Linked DNA regions of Mus musculus: region 1 is linked to region 2. A link is a loop called in an ENCODE intact Hi-C map of the cell type or tissue named here. Cell type or tissue: left cerebral cortex. All regions are shown on one strand. Each heading gives the region's core, and the rest is flanking DNA. Links, peaks and the distances in the headings are about the cores only.

The links. Peaks named below come from ENCODE experiments on the same cell type or tissue, not always from the same donor. Only the 100,000 strongest peaks of a DNase experiment are listed, where the experiment ranks them.
Region 1: a loop joins it to region 2, with 4 times the contacts of the local background. A loop is called at or near these places in 1 of 42 quality-filtered maps.

The regions. Positions count from the first base shown.
Region 1 is chr4:129,688,302-129,697,403 of GRCm38, forward strand. It overlaps Tmem39b (transmembrane protein 39b), which reads right to left and starts at 8,544. Exons shown (of 9, transcript NM_199305.2): 1 at 8,414-8,544; 2 at 5,585-5,711; 3 at 4,765-4,984; 4 at 4,132-4,215; 5 at 3,667-3,821. The coding sequence starts at 8,417. In left cerebral cortex, for the core only: no CTCF peak of the experiment used is centred there; no DNase peak of the experiment used is centred there.
Region 2 is chr4:129,635,550-129,644,651 of GRCm38, forward strand. Txlna (taxilin alpha) reads right to left here and starts at 5,516. Exons shown (of 11, transcript NM_001199695.1): 1 at 5,422-5,516; 2 at 4,707-4,878; 3 at 3,680-4,018; 4 at 1,547-1,638. The coding sequence starts at 4,872. Kpna6 (karyopherin (importin) alpha 6) reads right to left here. Exons shown (of 14, transcript NM_008468.4): 14 at 8,430-9,102. In left cerebral cortex, for the core only: no CTCF peak of the experiment used is centred there; DNase peaks (open chromatin) are centred at 4,707, 5,208, 5,559 and 6,371; H3K4me3 peaks cover 2,633 bases; H3K27ac peaks cover 2,095 bases.

The DNA of each region.
Region 1 (9,102 bases), core at 2,139-7,138, 53 kb after region 2:
ACCGCCTACGCGCTCCATTCTTGACAATGTGTAGTGACTGATGGCTGTGTCTGCATTTCACATGTATAGTTTTCCCATTGGCACACATCTCTGCAGCTTTATTCAAGGTAGCAACTTTTTACATAGCATTTACACTGTATTAGGTATTAAAGGTACTCTACACATTATGGTATACAGGAAAATGTGCCTTAACTGTTTATCATCGTTACATCATCTATGACAGGATCTTAGATTTTGGCACCTGGACATAATCCTTCAGAGATGACAGACAAGTAGGTAACATATCAAAAAAGTGGGTAAAAGCCAGAGAAACTGCTGAGTGAGAAAAGGCACTTGCCACCAAGCCTGGAAACCGGACTTTGATTCCTAGAACTCATATTTAATATAAATAAATCATTTTTTAAGTAGAAAAGAAATCTAAATCATCAAAAAGAAAACTTAATGGGCGGTGGTGGCACACACCTTTAATCACTTGGGAGGTATAAGCAGGCGGTTTTCTGAGTTCAAGGCCAGCCTGGTCTACAGAGTGAGTTCCAGGACAGCCAGGGCTACACAGAGAAACCCTGTCTCAAAAAAACCAAAAAAAAAAAAAAAAAAAAGAAAGAAAGAAAGAAAGAGAGGGAGGGAGGGAGGGAGGAGAGAGAGAGAGAGAAAGAAAGAAAGATGGTACAAACTATACAAGTCAGATCTTTGCTGCCTGCTCACTTCTTCCAGCCCAGTGCCCCAGATCCCGAGGTCCAGCTGAATGAAGCATGAGAACCGAAGCCCTAAATGGGGGCCCCCAAGGACAGGACATCACCTTTTTGGCCTATGGAAGCACACAACCTGACAGTGAGCACCTAAATCACTGCTTGCTAGTTACTAGTTACTGCCAGGCAGTGGTGGCGCACGCCTTCAATCCCAACACTCAGGAGACAGAGGCAGGCGGATCTCTGAGTTCAAAGTCACCCCCAGAACAGCCAGGGCTATGCAGAGAAATTCTGTGGCAGGTGTGTGGGTGGGATTTATATACATATATATAAATCTTTATGTGTGTGAATATTTTACCTGCATAAATGCATGTGCGTAAAGAGCCCCGAAGGGAGGAAGAGGGTGTCAGAGCCCCTGGAGGTGGGAAAGGAAGTCAAACCCTGAGGGTAGAAGAGGGCGAAGAGGGCATTAGAGCCCTCGGGATTGGAGAAAGACACTTCTGAGCTGCCACATGGGAGTGTCCTCTGCAAAGAGCAGTAAGTGTTCCTAACTACTGAGCCATCCCCCAGACCTCAAGAGACAAGTTTTCTACATACTAGCCTGGACTTGAACCTGGTATGCAGCCAAGGCTAAGCTTGGGGCGACTCTCCTGCCTCAGGAGGCACCTCAGTGCTGAATCCTACAGGGTGCATGTGGTTCTGGGGACCTCTACCCAGAACCTCCTGCATGCTGGGCAAACCCTCCACTTTATCTCTTCTAGACTTTAATTATGACTGACACACCTCTTATAAAACCAGTTAATTCTATAAAAGCCTGTTTTGTTGTTTTTCTTAGTTTTGAGGTACTGGCAATAAAACCTAAGGACATGCGCACTTCACACAAGCACTCTACAACTGAGAGGTATTCCAAGCCCTCTACACAAGCTATATTGATTTGGTTTGGTTTGGGTTTTGATTGTTTTGTTTTGTTTTTTTTTTTTTTGGGGGGGGGGGTTGAGACAGGGCTTCTCTGTGTAGCCCTGGCTGTCCTGGAACTCAGAAATCCGCCTGCCTCTGCTTCCAAAGTGGTAGAATTAAAGGCGTGCGCCACGACTGCCTGGCGGTTTTGGTTTTTCAAGGCAGGATTATATGTAGTCCAAGCTGGCTCCAACTCACTGTGAAGCTGAGGGTGACCTAGAACTCCTTTTTTTTTCCCCCCCAAAGATTTATTTATTTTACGTATATGAGTACACTGTAGCTCTCTTCAGACACCAGAAGAGGGCATCAGATCCCATTACAGATGGTTGTGAGCTACCATGTGGTTGCTGGGAATTGAACTCAGGACCTCTAGGAGAACAATCAGTGCTCTCAACCGCTGAGCCATCTCCCCAGCCCCCCAATATTTTCTGTAAATGACCATTTTCCATGGCAACAGATAAGAGAATAGCCTCATACTATGCTATATATTTTGTTGTTGTTGATTTGTTTTTTTGCTTTTTTTTTTTTTTTTGAGACAGGATTTCTCTGTGTAGCCTTGGCTATCCTGCAAATTGCTCTGTAGACCACGCTGTCCTTGAACTCAAGAGATCCACCTGCCTCTGTCTCCCAAATGCTGGGATTAAAGGCATGCGCCACATCCACCACCCAACTGTTAATTTTATTTATTTATTTAATGTATATGAGTGCACTGTCACTGTCCTCAGACATACCAGGAGAGGGCATCGGATTCTATTACAGATGATTGTAAGCCACCATGTGGTTGCTGGGACTTGAACTCAGGACCTCTGGAACAGCAGTTGGTGCTCTTAACCGCTGAGCCATCTCTCCAGCCCCCAGCTGGTAATTTTTAAACTCGGGAAAACTCTATTTATAAAGTAGGCCTGAGAGCCCCTGACCCAGCACGCTCTTAGTCTGGCAGGTAGGAAAGTGGACGGCTCCGCTAGGAAGCTTTCCAAAGCCAGAGCTGGTCTATCCTGAGGAAGTTCGGGAACCAGAAAGGTCAAGGTTGGGAAGTAACGGTTAATGCCCAGGCAGCCAGGAGAGAAGACTGCCTGACTCTGAACCAGAAACGGGCAGTTCTAGGCTCTCCATCTTGAACAATTGAGTCTCTAGTGAGGCAGGCGATTGAGCTAAGCAGACACAGAGACAAGTGAGTATGCAGACATGTATACACACAGCTGTGTGTCACACACACACACACATACACTCATAGAAACATGTAAACAAAGACTTGAAAAGCCCCCAAGACCTGGCCAGTGGTGGCGCATGCCTTTAATCCCAGCACTTAGGAGGTAGAGGCAGGTGGATTTCTGAGTTCGAAGCCAGCCTGGTCTACAGAGTGAGTTCCAGGACAGCCAGGGCTACACAGAGAAACCCTGTCTCAAAAAACTAAAAAAAGAAAAAAGCAAAAAGAAAAGCCCCCAGCCGGGCATGGTGGCCCACGCCTTTAATCCCAGGACTTAGGAGGTAGAGGCAGGTGGATTTCTGAGTTCGAGGCCAGCCTGGTCTACAGAGTGAGTTCCAGGACAGCCAGGTCTATACAGAGAAACCCTGTCTCCAAACCCCACCCCCCAAAAAAGAAAGAAAAGCCCCCATGAGATTTCATAAGCATTGAGGGAAAAGGGACAGAAGGAGGAAGGGGAGGAATACAGAGAGAACAGAAAGTCAAACAAGCAAACAAACAACAAAAACAGAAAGGAAAAGTAAAGAGACAACGCGAGCCCATGCATTCCCAATTGCCAATGTCCCCCTGGGTACTGAGTCAGATCTGAATCCCATTCCAACTCCATCGGTAGAGATGGAGTAGCTTATCCCACTTCAGTTTCTTCTATTAAGAAAGCCTAATTATCCTGACCTCAGGAGATGTCATCAGACGTCATGAGAGGTTACTGTTGCTGCCTGCCTGCCTGTGAGTCTTCCAGACACAGGCCAGAGAAGCCAGCCATAAAAAGGGCAGAGTCAAGTGTCAGGTGCCAGGGGTGGGGTGAGGGGTACTCACGGATAGCAGAGGAACAGGAGGTTCAGGAAGGAGTAGGTCCTGAAGAGGTGGATGAGGGACCGGCACAGACTCCAGCCTGTCGCCGTGAGAACGGTGAAGCGGGTGAGGAACAGCAGGATGGAGCGGAAGAGGGAGACCTTCCCCCTCTGAGAAGCCTGGGTTGGGGTGAGATACGACAGGATGGGGCCTTGGATGGAGGCCACAGGAGCTATGCCCTTATCCCACCAAACATGGTCCATAATCCCACCCAGGGGAAGGCGCACAACAGCCTGGGAAGACTCTGGCAAGGTCGGCCTTTCTGATGCCTAGTGGATCAGGAGAGCTAGTGGGATACCAGAAATGTTTGTCATGTCCACTAGGAGCTCAAAGAAAATGCCGTACGGCTAAGGGCTAGGTGTGTCTCCTTGGCATCCGGGGGGTTGGGGGGGGACTCCAAAGCCCCTGCCAGCCTCTAGACCCAATCACCTCCTTCACGATGGACCCGATGAATCGGCGGCCCAGAACAATGGCGGTCACCATCAGCAAGTTGAAGTCGATCAGGTGGAAGTTCTGTCAGGGGGCAGAGGCCTGGGGGTCACACGGGCCCCTTCTTCATACATAGGCTTCTCTTGTACCCACTATCTCCCCCTGCCCAGTCCTTTCCACAGAGACTGTCCCCATTCTCTGACCTTCATTGGCCTCCAGCTGACTCAGGCCAGGAAATTACCTAGAGGAGTAGAACAGGACCCAGAGAAGGGAAGTGGGACAGTCCCTGGGGATAAGAGAGTGGTGTGTGAGCGCTCTTGCTCCGACACCATGTCCCTGTCCCTGAACCTCTTCTTCCTCTGTCCACCCTGAAACATTCATACATTTCCATGACTCATCTCTCAGACAAGACTTAGGATCGATCCTGTCAGGATCAACTCTGCTGCCTCTACAGTGCCCAGCGTCGTTAAGAGTTCCCAGTCTCCTGTTCCCTCTACATCCATTATGCCCATTATGGAGCGGGGTATTGTGGGTATACAGTGGGTATATAGTGGGTATACAGTGGTGCTTGATAAGCACGCATGCACACACACACACACACACACACACAGCGGCCGCTAGTGGAGCACCTACCAGGGAAGTGTGGGAGGGTGGGTGCGAGGGTGGATACCACCAGACTGTCTTATAGATGTTGATGTAGTGCACGAACAGGGCTATGAGCTGACAGAAGAAGAGCTGGAGCTCGAACAGAATGCTGGCCTGGACGGGCAGCTCGGGGATCTTGCAGTGCTGTAGAGGCACAACGGTCTGCGCGGCCAGCGGAGGGCTGGAGAGGCCCGTCCCAGAAGTGGTCCTGCAAGCGGGAAATAGTGACTGCAGGAGCTAACCAGGGAACCCGACCAGGAGAAGCTTCTGGAACATACAATAGTGGTACACCAGAAAAGGATGTGATAAAAACCTCAAAAGGAGCCGGACGTGGTGGCGCACGCCTTTTATCCCAGCACTTGGGAGGCAGAGGCAGGCGGATTTCTGAGTTCAAGGCCAGCCTGGGCTACAGAGTGAGTTCCAGGACAGCCAGGGCTACACAGAGGAACCCTGCCTCAAAAAAGACAAAACAAACAAACAAACAAAAATAACCCCTCAAAACGACGAGGTCTTCTTCCCATACATCCCAGAAGGGAATTACGAGGCTTGCTTTACAAATATGGAAAAGGAGGGCCAGAGGCAGATGGTAACCTGTGCACCATCAGTAAGTCTGCAGTAGAACCTCAACGGGAACAAGAGCATGGTTGCTTCTATAGAACCTCATGGCATCTCTCAGTGACCAACCTCAGGGCTCACTCTGGTCCCCTCCAGCCCCACCAGGCATGTAAGATAGTCTGTCCTAAAATCCAGAAAGGGACAGCTTGGTCCACACTCTGACAGGAAGGGGTGAGACATAGAGGTGGCTTACCTGCTTCGAGAACGGACGCTGCTCACGGATGCACTAGAAGAGTGGCCTCCACCAGAGGCCCCTGATGATCCTGGCTCACAGAGCGGGTTTCGATAGTAAGATGTCCTGTTGGGACCTCTTCGTCCTCCTGTAGGCCATATACCAAGGATGACAGTAGTGCTATCTTAGTTAACTGGTATTTCCGTGTCTTCCTTCCTTCCTTCTTCAGTTTGTTTTTTGAGACAGGGTCTCTTTATGGAAGCCTGGCTGTCCTGGAACTTGCTATGTTGATAAGGCCTGCCTTGGGCTCATGCATTTCATTTTCTCATTCAAACCTCCCAGGAGCTATTCCCACCCTACTCAGAGCTCCAGGTAGCCATGGCCCTCCCTCTCCAGTAAGCACACTCGTCACCTCTTGTGTGACTTGTCCATGGTGCATGTGGAGTTGGACTCAGGTGTGCATAGTTCTACCTTGTCCTTGCTCCTGTCACTTCCAAACAATACCTCTCATTGGCCTGGGACTTGGCAGGTAGGTCAGGCTGGCTGGCTGGTGAGCCCCAGCAATCCTCGGGTCTCAGGCCTCACAGCACTGGGATTACAAGCTCAGGCCATCACACCTACCTTTTACATAGGGTCTGGGGACCAAACTCAGGTTCTCACGCTTGTGTGGCAAGCACATTCAGAACTAAGCTATCTTCCCAACACTTTTTATTTTCTTTTTAGTTTTATTTCTTTTATGTATAAGAGAAGACTGTCGGGGCTGGTGAGATGGCTCAGTGGGTAAGAGCACCCGACTGCTCTTCCGAAGGTCCAGAGTTCAAATCCCAGCAACCACATGGTGGCTCACAACCATCTGTAACGAGATCTGATGCCCTCTTCTGGTGTGTCTGAAGACAGCTACAGTGTACTTACATGTAATAAATAAATAAATCTTTAAAAAAAAAAAAAAAAAGAGAACACTGTCCCTGTCTTCAGACATACCACAAAAGAACATGAGATCCCACTACAGATGGTCATGAGCCACCATGTGGTTGCTGGGAACTGAACTCAGGACCTCTGGAAGAGCAGTCAGTGCTCTTAACCACTGAGCCATCTCTCCAGCCTCCCAACCCTTCTTTTTCATTTTTTGGTTTTTTTGAGACAGGGTTTCTCTGTGTAGCCCTGGCTCTCCTGGAACTCACTCTGTAGTCTTGGCTGGCCTTGAACTCAGAGATCTGCTTGCCTCTGGATGCCAAGTGCTGAGGCTAAAGATGTGAGCCACCACTGCCCAGTCAATGTCTTTTCCTTTGTGCTCTTTGCTTACCAAGGTTCTTTCTGAATTCAGAGCTCACTATTTCACTAACTGATTGGCCTCAGGGTTCCAGCTTTGCCTCCCCGGTACTGGGACTGATTACAGGTGGGTTATTGCACCTGCCAGGCTTCTACCTTTTTTTCCCACAATTCACTCTCTGAGATTATCTTTTGTTTTGTTTTGTTTTGTTTTGTTTTGTTTTAAGATAGGGATTCTCTGTGTAACCCTGGCTGTCCTGGAACTCACTCTGTAGACCAGGCTGGCCTCGAACTCAGAAATCTGCCTGCCTCTGCCTCCTGAGTGCTGGGATTAAAGAAGTGCGCCACCACGCCAGGCGTGAATTCACATTTTAAGCGACTAAGTAGCACAGAATAGCCTCAAACTCACAACCCACCTGCCTCAGTCTCCCAAATGCTAGGATGACAGGATGACAGGCATGTGCTACCAGACTGTTATTTTTACTGCCAGTTCCCTTAATCCGGTTCACTGGACCAGTTTGGTAAGATTTTCAGAGCCTGAGTCCTGAGCTGCTCAGCGCTGGTATTTGCTGGATTTTATCTGGATCTGAGTCTCCAGACGCTACAATCTGGTCAGGTTTGAGACAAGTTTTCCCTCCAGGGCCCTGAGATCTAACTCAATGACCCACGGCCTGGCCTTAACGTCAGAATGGCCTTAGAAAGAGCGCTGTGGTTGGGAATCTCAAACTTAAGATTTTACAAAACTATATTCCCTAAGCTTAGTAGTCTAGCCTAAGATCCTAGGCAGCATCCTGCACTTAGCTCCCAAACCCTTAATCGAAGTTATAACTTCCTCAACTTCCTCACAGCAACACAGTAGCCTCCATTCATACACACGGTGCCCAAGCTTTCCTATCTCTGAAGGTTTTCTGACAGCTCTTCACAATATGCATGTCCAGAAAGCTGACTTCAAGCCCCAAACCGGAAGCTTTGTTCACACGCTGTTATATTTGGTTTGGTTTAGAACCCCCCCCCCCAACACACACCCTCAGCCCAGGAACTCTGCCCACACCCACTATCTTTTAGAAGCTCGGCACCCACATAAAGCCCCTAGCCCAGAAACCCCGCCCACACACAACTGTCAACCCCAAGACCCCGCCCACAAGCCGGGCAATGCTCTCTAGGACTGGAAGCTTGAATCGGAATGGACTCCCTTGGTGGGCTAGGTGTCCCTGCGGCCCCACCGCTCTCAGTGTAAACCCCTATAGTCCAGAAAATTCTCTCCCCCACCGGCAATCACAAAAGGCGAACCCTAAGCTCTCAGCCCCTCCCACCAGAGTGCCCGGCCCCCATCTGCAGACAGGAGAATTGTGTGCCCCAAAGAAAGCCTGAGCCCCTCCGAGCCCCTCTCCCTTTTGGAAGCTCCGCCTACCAAGCGGTGACCCGCCCCCTCAGGACCGGAGGGGCGGGGTCCCGCCTGCGCCGCGTCCCTTCCCCTCCCCCTCCCCCTGCCCGCGACTCCGGTCCGCGTGGGGAGGCAGTTCGCAGCCAGGCTCCCCGCTATCCCGCGACCCCCGAACGAGCCCAGCCAGCTCTGCTCACCCATCTCCTTCCCCCGGCGCTCTCCGCTCACCGCCGCAGCTCCTGCGGGCAATATGTCGGAGGCGACGGCGGCCGAGAGAGGACTAACCGCCGCAGCCCGGGCCGGGTATCAGCCGCACGCTCCCTCCGGCTGCTCAATTTGCATGCTAGGCGGGCTGGGAGTCGGGAGCGCGCTTCTTAAAGGGGCCGTTTGGACAAAAGCTGTGCTAACGCTCTTTGTCTTGCCTTTCCCCACGCCTTTCCCGCAGCTGCTGCTCAAGAGATTCTGGAGCGGGCGAACCCACCTCCCGTGTTTCTTCACCCTGTTCTGACTTAGAGGAGGACACCAGAGCGGCCTTTTGCCTCTAGTGAAGTCCTGTTTTTGTACAACACAGTCACCTCATACTCAGCGAGTCCCAAACTGGGCTTTCAGAACTCTTAGGCTTTAGTGTGCTTTGGCCCACCCCAGTCAAAATCTACGAGTCACTTCCCCTTTCCTCCAAAACTCTATATCCAATTTTTGGCCTCATCTTGATGACCCTAAACTCTATCCATTTCTCATGTTTGATTCTCATGTTCTCCACTGTTGATTTCACTGCCACCACCTTAGCTAAGAACCTGTGCCTGCCATTTTCAAATTTCGAAATAGTGTTAATGGGTATTAATAATAACCGCCTATTAGGGTTCTTAACATTTTAGAATTTGGTGTG
Region 2 (9,102 bases), core at 1,698-6,697:
TCTTCCTTAGCCGGGCAGTGGTGGCGCACACCTTTAATCCCAGCACTTGGGAGGCAGAGGCAGGTGGATTTCTGAGTTCAAGGCCAGCCTGGTCTACAGAGTGAGTTCCAGGACAGCCAGGACTGCACAGAGAAACCCTGTCTTGAAAAACCAAAAAAAAAAAAAAAAAGAAGTCTTCCTTATACCAATCCTTGGAAGGCTCCCTTCTGCCCAGAAAGGCCACCACCACTTTCTCCAATGATATACACCCCTTTCCGAGACAACTGCTTATCTCCTCTTTATATCTTCCCACCCCAGATATTGTCATCATTCTTGTTTCCCTGGAAACTCAGAGGAAACCAGGGGACTAGCAGCACACGCCCCCCATCTCTGACTGTACTTGTCTTCTTCACTTACAGACAGGTACAGACTGCTGGAGCCTCCCTCCTTGTGCGTTAGGCCTTAGCCCCCTCCTATATTAAGAATGTTACCCCAGGAGCTCAATTCCTCCTCCTTTGTAGCATCAGTATTCTCCTAGTTAAAGCCTTCCAAAATGGACTTTGTTTTTCTTTCTGGAACTCACTGTCAATTCACTCTGTAGACCAGGCTGGCCTTCAACTCAAAAGATCCACCTGCGTATGCCTCCCAAGTGCTGGGATCAAAGGTGTATACCACTCTACTAGGCTCTGTATTTCTTTTAATTTTACTTAATGTTTCTTTGTGTTTTGCCTGCATCTATGTCTACACTATACTTGTGGGCCTGGTACTTGCAGAGTCTAGAAGAGGACTTCAGAGTGCCCGGAACTATAGTTAAAGATGGTTGTGAGCTACCATGTGGGTGCTTAGAATCAATCCCAGGTCCTCTGGAAGAGCAGTCACTGTTTTTAAACACTGAGCCACCTGACCAGCCCCTCCTTTACTCCTCTCTATCTCTCTACCCTCAATCCACTCTACACTTTTACAATAAGAAAGGTGGCAAGACCATACTTGGCATTCTTTCTTTGGTGGTGGTGGTGGTGGTGGTGGTGGTGGTGGGGTTTCATTTTCAAGACAAGACCCTGTAGTCTGGGCTGGCCTTGAATTCCTGATCCTCCAGGAATTAACTAACGGACACACCACCATGCCTTGGTATTTCCCATGATCCAACATGGAGGTCATTACCTTGTCTCAAGAACTGAATCAAGCTCCTAGAGCTAACTTTCACTTCACTCAGGACTGAGAGCTAAGGAGGTAAAAGAACAAGAGCCACCCCAAAGACGGCCAATCAGGAGGCAGAGCATCCTGGGGAGATGCATGTACAGACACATCAAGATATAACTACACAATATCTGGGACCAACGCCAGAATTCTACCACCTGAAATCATTGGGAAATTTACTAATAAAGTTTCTCTTCTTACTGACTGGAAACTAATTTCTCATTTAACAGATAGCAGTGGGAGAATTAAAAGAAAAAGTTAACAGAAATTAAGCCAATATGTGTTCCTGCACCCTAGCTCCTACCCCAGGTAGCCTGATGACTTTCCAAAGGGAGGGAGGGTATGAAAGGAGGAAAGGGCATGGACTGACCAGCTCAGCATACTTCTTGCACAGTGCAGCCAGCTTCTCCTCTGGGGTACTCAGCGTGTTCAGTGTCTGCATCAGCAGAGTGATCTCCTTCCCTGAAAAGCACAGGGGGTAAAGCACACACCCTTCCCGAGGGTTCCCTCTAGGCCCAAGCCTACACTTCGGAGTGCTAAGGCAGTTTTCCTGTGACACTATGGTACTTCATAAAGAACTGTGGCTCAATCCTGCAGCTTCAATGCACATTCCCACTGCAACCTAAGTGGTATCTGCAGTGTTACTACTAACAAATGTTCATTAAATGAACAGAGCAGTCTCTTTGGTAAGCACTGCCAGGGAGAGGAGAACCTGTCTGAAGACATTACAAACAGGAGAAAGGTAAGCCTACTGATAAACCCAGGGCTACTGTCTGATGTCCCTTGAGAAATTAGCCAAACTCCTGTCATGAGACATAGCTACACAGTTATGTTTAAAGATTTATTCAGCCGGGCAATGGTGGTGCACGCCTTTAATCCCAGCACTTGGGAGACAGAGGCAGGCAGATTTCTGAGTTCAAGGCCAGCATAGTCTACAGAGAGAGTTCCAGGAAAGCCATGGCTACACAGAGATACCCTGTCTTGAAAAACCAAAAATAGGGGCTGGTGAGATGGCTCAGTGTGTAAGAGTACCCGACTGCTCTTCCAAAGGTCCGGAGTTCAAATCCCAGCAACCACATGGGTGGCTCACAACCATCTGTAACGAGATCTGACGCCCTCTTCTGGTGTGTCTGAAGACAGCTACAGTGTACTTACATATAATAAATAAATAAATCAAAAAAATTTAAAAAAAAAAAAAGAAAAACCAAAAATAAAAAAGATTTATTTTATGTGAGTACACTGTCACTTTTTCCAGACACACCAGAAGAGGGCATCAGATCCCATTACAGATGGTTGTGAGCCACCATGTGGTTGCTGGGAATTGAACTCAGGACCTCTGGAAAAGCAAGCAGCCAGTGCTCTTAACCAGCGCCATCTTTCCAATCCCACCCACAGTTATGCTTAAGATGCATCTCTTTCATATGTGACCCTGTGACTTGGGGAAAAAAAAAGGGCAAGAAATCTGTCTTTAAGACAGATGACAAAATGAGGAAGGAGGACCAGTGACGTGGTTACAGTACTAGAGAGAGATGAGAGAGAGGGTCTTGCTATGTAGTCCAAGTTGCCTTTGAACTCAGTCTTCCTGCCTCTGTTCCTCCTAGTCGCCCATTAGAGGCATACACTACCACATAGGTTCCCATTAGATTCTAAATTCATATTTTCATATTATCCCACCACCCCTGTCAAAGGACTGCCATTGCTCTCTGTTTTTATTCATTTGAGATAAGGTTTCATTATGCAGCTGGCTGGTCCGGCACTCAAGAGATCTACTTGCCCCTGCTTCTCAAGTGCTGTGATTAAAGGTGGATGCCATCACGCCTGATTGCCTCTACCTCAGCCAGGAAGCTTTACAATTGTCTCCCTTGGGTTCCACTGTATTCAGTCAGCACAGACCAGGTTCCTGAATTGTCAGTCCTGGAGGCCCACGAGATTGGCATGGAGATGGCAAACCCCACCAGTGGATGGCTTTGCTTGGTTTCTATTATTTTGGTTGCCAATTATTCAGCTGGTCAGATGAGAGTGGGGGACTAACCAGGTAGGAGTCAATTTTTCAGATCAAGAAGGCCCTTTCTTGATGATTCTGAAGAGGTCTGTGGCTTACCTGGTTCATGTTGATATTTGATATCTCAACCTTGGTGTAGCCTAATTCTATTGCTATAGAAACAGGGAAACTAAGACCCAGGAGTGGAGAATAAACATGTCCAAAGTCAAGCAGCAGCTAAAAGTGGTGCTGGCAAGCACTCGGGCCTCCTGTTCTCCATATCCTCAGTGAGATGCTAGCTACACTCTGCCTCCACTTCCCAAGGCCAGGAGGCTTTGCACAAGTGAGTGATCTAACAGCTCAATGCTAGGACCCCATCTTTGAGTAAACCCGGGCGGGGGGGAGGGGAGATAACACACATACTGTCTTGAAAAGCAGATTCTTTTGAGTTCTGACAGAGCAGGTTAGCCCATGAGATGACAGGTGTTAACTCCCTCCCCTCACCAATAGCTCCCCCCTCACCTAGACCCTTGGCTTTCTTCTTCTCCTGTGGCCTCCGATGGTCTCGGTCTCCAACTTCATCACTCGCTCGGATCTCCTCTGTTCCAGGCTCTCCCTTAGAGGTCTCCTTCTCGCCGTTGACGACTGGAATGCCTGGTTCAGGCTCCCCATTCCTGGCTGCATAGGTTCGGGACTTCTCCGTGTCTTCCGGCTCAGTGGGCTCACCCTGTGCTCCCTCCTCAGCCGGGCCTCCCTGATTGTTGTCCACACAGTATGTACTCAGGATGTCTTCCAACTGCCGGCTCAGCTCCTCAGAGACGTCACAGAGGGCCCCAGGCTGAGCTGCTTTAGCTCGAGCCCCTACAGCAGGAAAGATGAAGACACGGGATTAAAGTTCAGTGGTCATACCACTCGCTTGGATCTTCTTTAAGCCCAGATAAACACACTGGTGTGGGTTAAATGTTGTTTTATTTATTTATTCGGTTGAGTTAGGCTCTCTCTACAGGGCCCTGGCTGTCTTGGAACTTAGTATGCAGGCTGATCACAAACTCCGAGATCTGTCTGCCTCTGCCTCCTGAGTTCTGTGGACAATGGTGAGGGACACTAGGCCTGGCCTCAATTTAAGTTTTTTTAAACCCTAAGTTTGTTTAGTTATAAAACAAGTATTTCTAACACCCAAACATACTTGTTATAAAAGCCAACTGTGTAAAGCACCCCTGTGTGAGGAGCAGTTGGCATGTGGCAGACGCTGCACCTCATGAAGGACAATTACCCACCACTGGCAAGTGTTCTCTGGGAATATGACTTTGCTTACGGGGTGCTTCATTTGACTGTCTTCGTTTAAACCAGTCAGAGCATGCTCCCAAGGTTGCGCCCCACGGCTAAGAGTGGGAAGGTTCACCACCTCCCCAGGAAACAAAAGGATCACACAGAATGAGCATCGTTCATTCTATAGTTCCTTCTTCTTGGGTAAACACTGGCCTCAGAAGACAGACCAGTACCAGAAACTCCTCCCTCTGCCCACTGGAAAAGCAGAGCTGGCACACACCCTCGGTCTTCCCAGGAGCCTGGCTTGTGGAACCTTCGGCTTCCGCCCCAGGAGCTGTCTGTCTGGGTCGTCCATGGGCTCCCTCCGGTCCTGCTTCCCGTTGCCCCGGGCTGCCCTTCGAGTTGGAGTGTTTGGCAGGCCCATTCTTTTTGTCTTGGTTCTTCATTGTGATCTGCAAGGCCAGAAATGGGGCAGATCCTTTAAGGACCCAGTTGCTTTTTTTTTTCTAGACTTCAAAATTCTTCTTCACAACTAGATAAGAAATCCCCAAATCTGACGCTCGAAGCTTCAAACAGACCGGTCGGTCTTCGCCCGGGATTTCACGGTCCCATGGAAGGTTTCCGAGAAGCTGCCCCTGAGTGAGTGAGGGAAGGAAGAGGCCTCCTTTCTCCCGAATGCCACTTCTCGGCACCACACGGCTCCCTCTCGGCAGCCGGAGCGCGGGATTGGCTCAGAGCCGCAGACTGACGTGGCGGGATGCTCCAGTCCCGATCGGCTCCCCGCCCCACCAGGTCCCACGTGGGACCCCCGCGCGCGCGCGCGCACAGAAGCCACCCACACCCCACGCGCCCTCTAGACCTAGAGTACGCACGCGCAACACTGGGGCAGGCCGCCCTCCCCCCGACCCCCCGAATTAGTTGTTCCTCTACGGCCAACGCGTCCTGGGCCACAGACCCTCTGAAGAGCTCGTCCCACGTACAGCCCATAGACATACTTCACCACGGACGTCCGGCGGCGTCCTCCTCTCCGGCCGAGCACCGGAAACCTAGGTAACTGCTGCCAACAGGACCGCCCTCTCCTGCCGCAGCCAATCAACAGCAAACGCGGGCGCGGAGCTTGCTGGGAAAAAAGAAGTCAAGGCGGCTTTGGAGGCGGGAGTGGGAAAAACTACGAGCCCCTTCATGCCTCGCGGCGCCGCACAACTCCCGAGATGCAACCGAAAAGCATAGGAGCCAAATACCCTGAGGGTCCGAAATTATGTCATTGGTCGAGAGATTTTTGTCAGCCTCTTTTCTGGTACTGAAGCTATGATTGGCCTTAAACTTTGGCATTCTGGTCTTTTTTTTTTCTTTTTTTTTCATACACTCATTAGTCCTTTATAAACATGTATGACTTTCTATGATCTCTGAGAACTCGGAAGAGGGATAGAAAGGTAAACTAATTTGTTATGTGCCTGGCATTTTTTTCCCCTCTATTACAATAGAAGGTTTATAATAATTCAAACGTTTTTTCCTCGTATCCAGTAGCTTGATTCTCATAATTACTCGGATTAAGTACAAAATACTCAGTGATCTGTGAAATATACGATAGTACAGAAAAGCCTAGTTAAAATAAAACAAACTACTATTTGTTTGTTAGAGACAACATCTCGTTATATGTGGCTTTGGCAGGCCTGGAACTCCCTATGTAGATTAAATTGGCTTTGAACTCAAGAGTTTTGTCTGTCTTTGCCTCCCCATGGCTTGGACTAATGGCAAAGGCCACCAGGTAAAGGGTAAATAGTTTAAGGCTCCATCAATATTGTGTGGTTATAGCAGATTCAAAGCTGGAAGCCTGACACCAGCACCCATCCTTTAAAAATATTTCTTTGCCCCCTGAGTCAGGGTTTCTTTGTGTAGCCTAGTGTGTCCTAGAACGTAATCTTTGACTATGCTGGCTTCTAACTCAGAGCTGCCTACCAAAACCGGTTGGAACCATTCTCCGACACCACAGCTGTTCTCTGAGGCAATTTATGCCCCGCCTTCTAACCCCACCAGCTTGGCAATTACTCCCTCAGAAAGGGATTGAAGCCAGGGAGTTTGGCTTTAGGCAGGTTGGTAAACTCCCACCCTACCACCCCTGCCCCACTTTCTGCAAAGTATCAAGTGTTACTGCTTTAAAATGTTAGATTTTTCTCGTCTTTGTTCTTCATTATGATTTGCAGTGCCAGTGTAGGCTCAGAACATTAAAAAAAACCCCACAATTGTGATTTCAATTCTTTTGTTGTGTGGAGTTTGTTTTGTTTGATAAGGTCTTGCTTTATAGAGCTGGCTGGCGTGTAACTCTCTATGTAGATCAGGCTGTCCTAGAAACTCACGTGTTGAAATTACTGTTGGCTAAATGCTGCAGCCTCAAGAGGCTAGAGTCAGGCTGTGGGGTAGAGCATGTTGCAAATTGTGCTAATTGGACTTTGTTTTAGGGTTCTTAAATGATGTCTATTTTTCTGTAATAGGTCTGCCAAACAGACTCAGAGTAGAGTTCTGTCTGTTCACATGTAACTTTGAGAGACAATAAACTCAGTGACAGAGTACTTACCCGGAGTGATCAAAGCTGAAAAGAGAAAGCGTTGGCACTTGACCAGTTTACTGAGGGAACCGAATCTCAGAAAGGTTTGCGTTAAAGGTACCTGGAAACCACTGCCCTGATTGCTTCTCAGTAAACACTTGGAAATCTCTGAAGAGGTAGCATCTACATCAGGTCTTTACCAAATTCCATACAAAGAGGAAAGCGATTCTGGAGCAGTGGTTCTAAACCTTCCCAGTGCTGCAGCCCTTTAATACAGTTCCTCGTGTTGGGGTGACCTCCAACCATAGAATTATTTCTCTTGCTACTTTATAATTTTGCTACTGTTTTGAATCATACATGTCTGTTTTCTGATGGTCTTAGGCAATACTTATGAACACCCAGGTTACAAAAAAACAGGTTGCATCAGGGCAAGACTGTAATCCCAGCACTGAACAGAGTACAGAAGAGTTCTGTCTCTAACAGGCTCACTGCCTCTGGCCTCCAAATGCCTGTACATGCATGTTGGCAGTTAGGTCGCCCAGCTCCTTTAAACTCCTAGATTGGAGCAGTTCTGCCTCGACCCTGGCTGGAGAAACAGACACACCCTACTCCAGCATCTCTGTCATTCCCACTGCTAGGTACAAACTCATACCTTCCTCCCTCCACCCCCTTTATGGCAGGGTCTATACAGCTCTGACTGTCTGGGAACTATGTAGACCAGGCAGACCTTGAACTCTGAGAGATCTGCCTGCCTCTGCCTAGTGTGTGCTGGGATTAAAACCCCACCAACTGCTTGGCAGCTCCCACCTCCTCCACCCCCGCCTTGATTTAGGAATATTATGTAGCCAAAGCTGGTCTTAAACTCACTAGGAGGCGTTTTTGGTTTTTTTGGGCAGCCAATAATCTTGAGCTCCTGACATTCGTGGCTCTGCCTCCCCCAGCAAGTGCTGGGGTCCTAGGCATGTCTTACCATGCTGGCCAAAACTCAGTCTCGTAGAGCCAAAGCTTACTTTTTGACAGCAGCACTGATACTGGCTTCCACATTGTGTAGATTGTGACTGCATTCTTCTTTACGGGAGTGGTGGATTTCAAAGTCACACAGCAAAAGTTGACGTGAGAATGAATGAATGCCAGGGACTGGGTGTGATCCTGTACTTTATGATCGGGAAACCTTAAAGTTTACTACATATAAAGAAATGACTAACCCCCAACAGCTGATGCAGCTGTCATTCTACAGACATGCTAATGGGTTAACCACTTTGTTTTTCAGATAGGGTTTCATATAGACAGGCTGACCCTGAATTTCTGGACCCCCTCCCTCTACAAGCAGTGTCTGGCTTATGTGATACACAGGGTTGGATCCAGGGCTTCAGGCATGCTAATCAAGTACTCTACCATCTAGAGCCTAGGTCTCATGTGCACTTCCCAGTCCAGGGTCACTCCAAACCAAAGAAGACAATTTAGAACTTTGCAACAGGTTTTTATTTTTGCTTTGTATCTATTACAGTGTTTGAAACCTAAAGAAATACATTTTCTCTTCAAATTTGGATGTGTATATAAATATCATTTGTCTGGACTCAGCACACGCAACGCCATGGTTTCTTGGCCTATTTCTGCTCTGAAATCAAGCTTTGTTTGTCTACCCAGGGGCCCTGAGAACATGAAAAAATAGAGTTTACAGTTCTTAGAAAAATAAAAGCAAATGAATTTGGAAAACAAAACCTGTGAGGATTAAATCCACCTTTCTAGGGTTCTTACCTGGAAACCCCAAGCTGTCCCTGGGCGATGTTCCATCTGCTGGGTAGCTGAGACCTCATACCCACTTCATTTATATAACAGGTCAAAAAAAGCATTTCCCAAAAAAGCCGGCTAACAAAGCCAGCACCCCTGCCCAACTTCTGAGAGTTCGTGGTGTGAGCCCCTGACAGGTTTCCAGGCGGTCTCAGTCTTCCTTCACAGTTCCCTGCACATGCTACACAGTTCTTTTCTCTAAACAGAAACCTTAACGTCAGAGCCACAGGAGTGCAGGGTGAGTGGGCATCATCAGCTTTGTGTGCTAGTGTGAGCATCAGAAGTCAGGCTGGCCTACAAGCAGGTAGGTAAGCCTAAGCCCTTGAAGACACGGTCACAA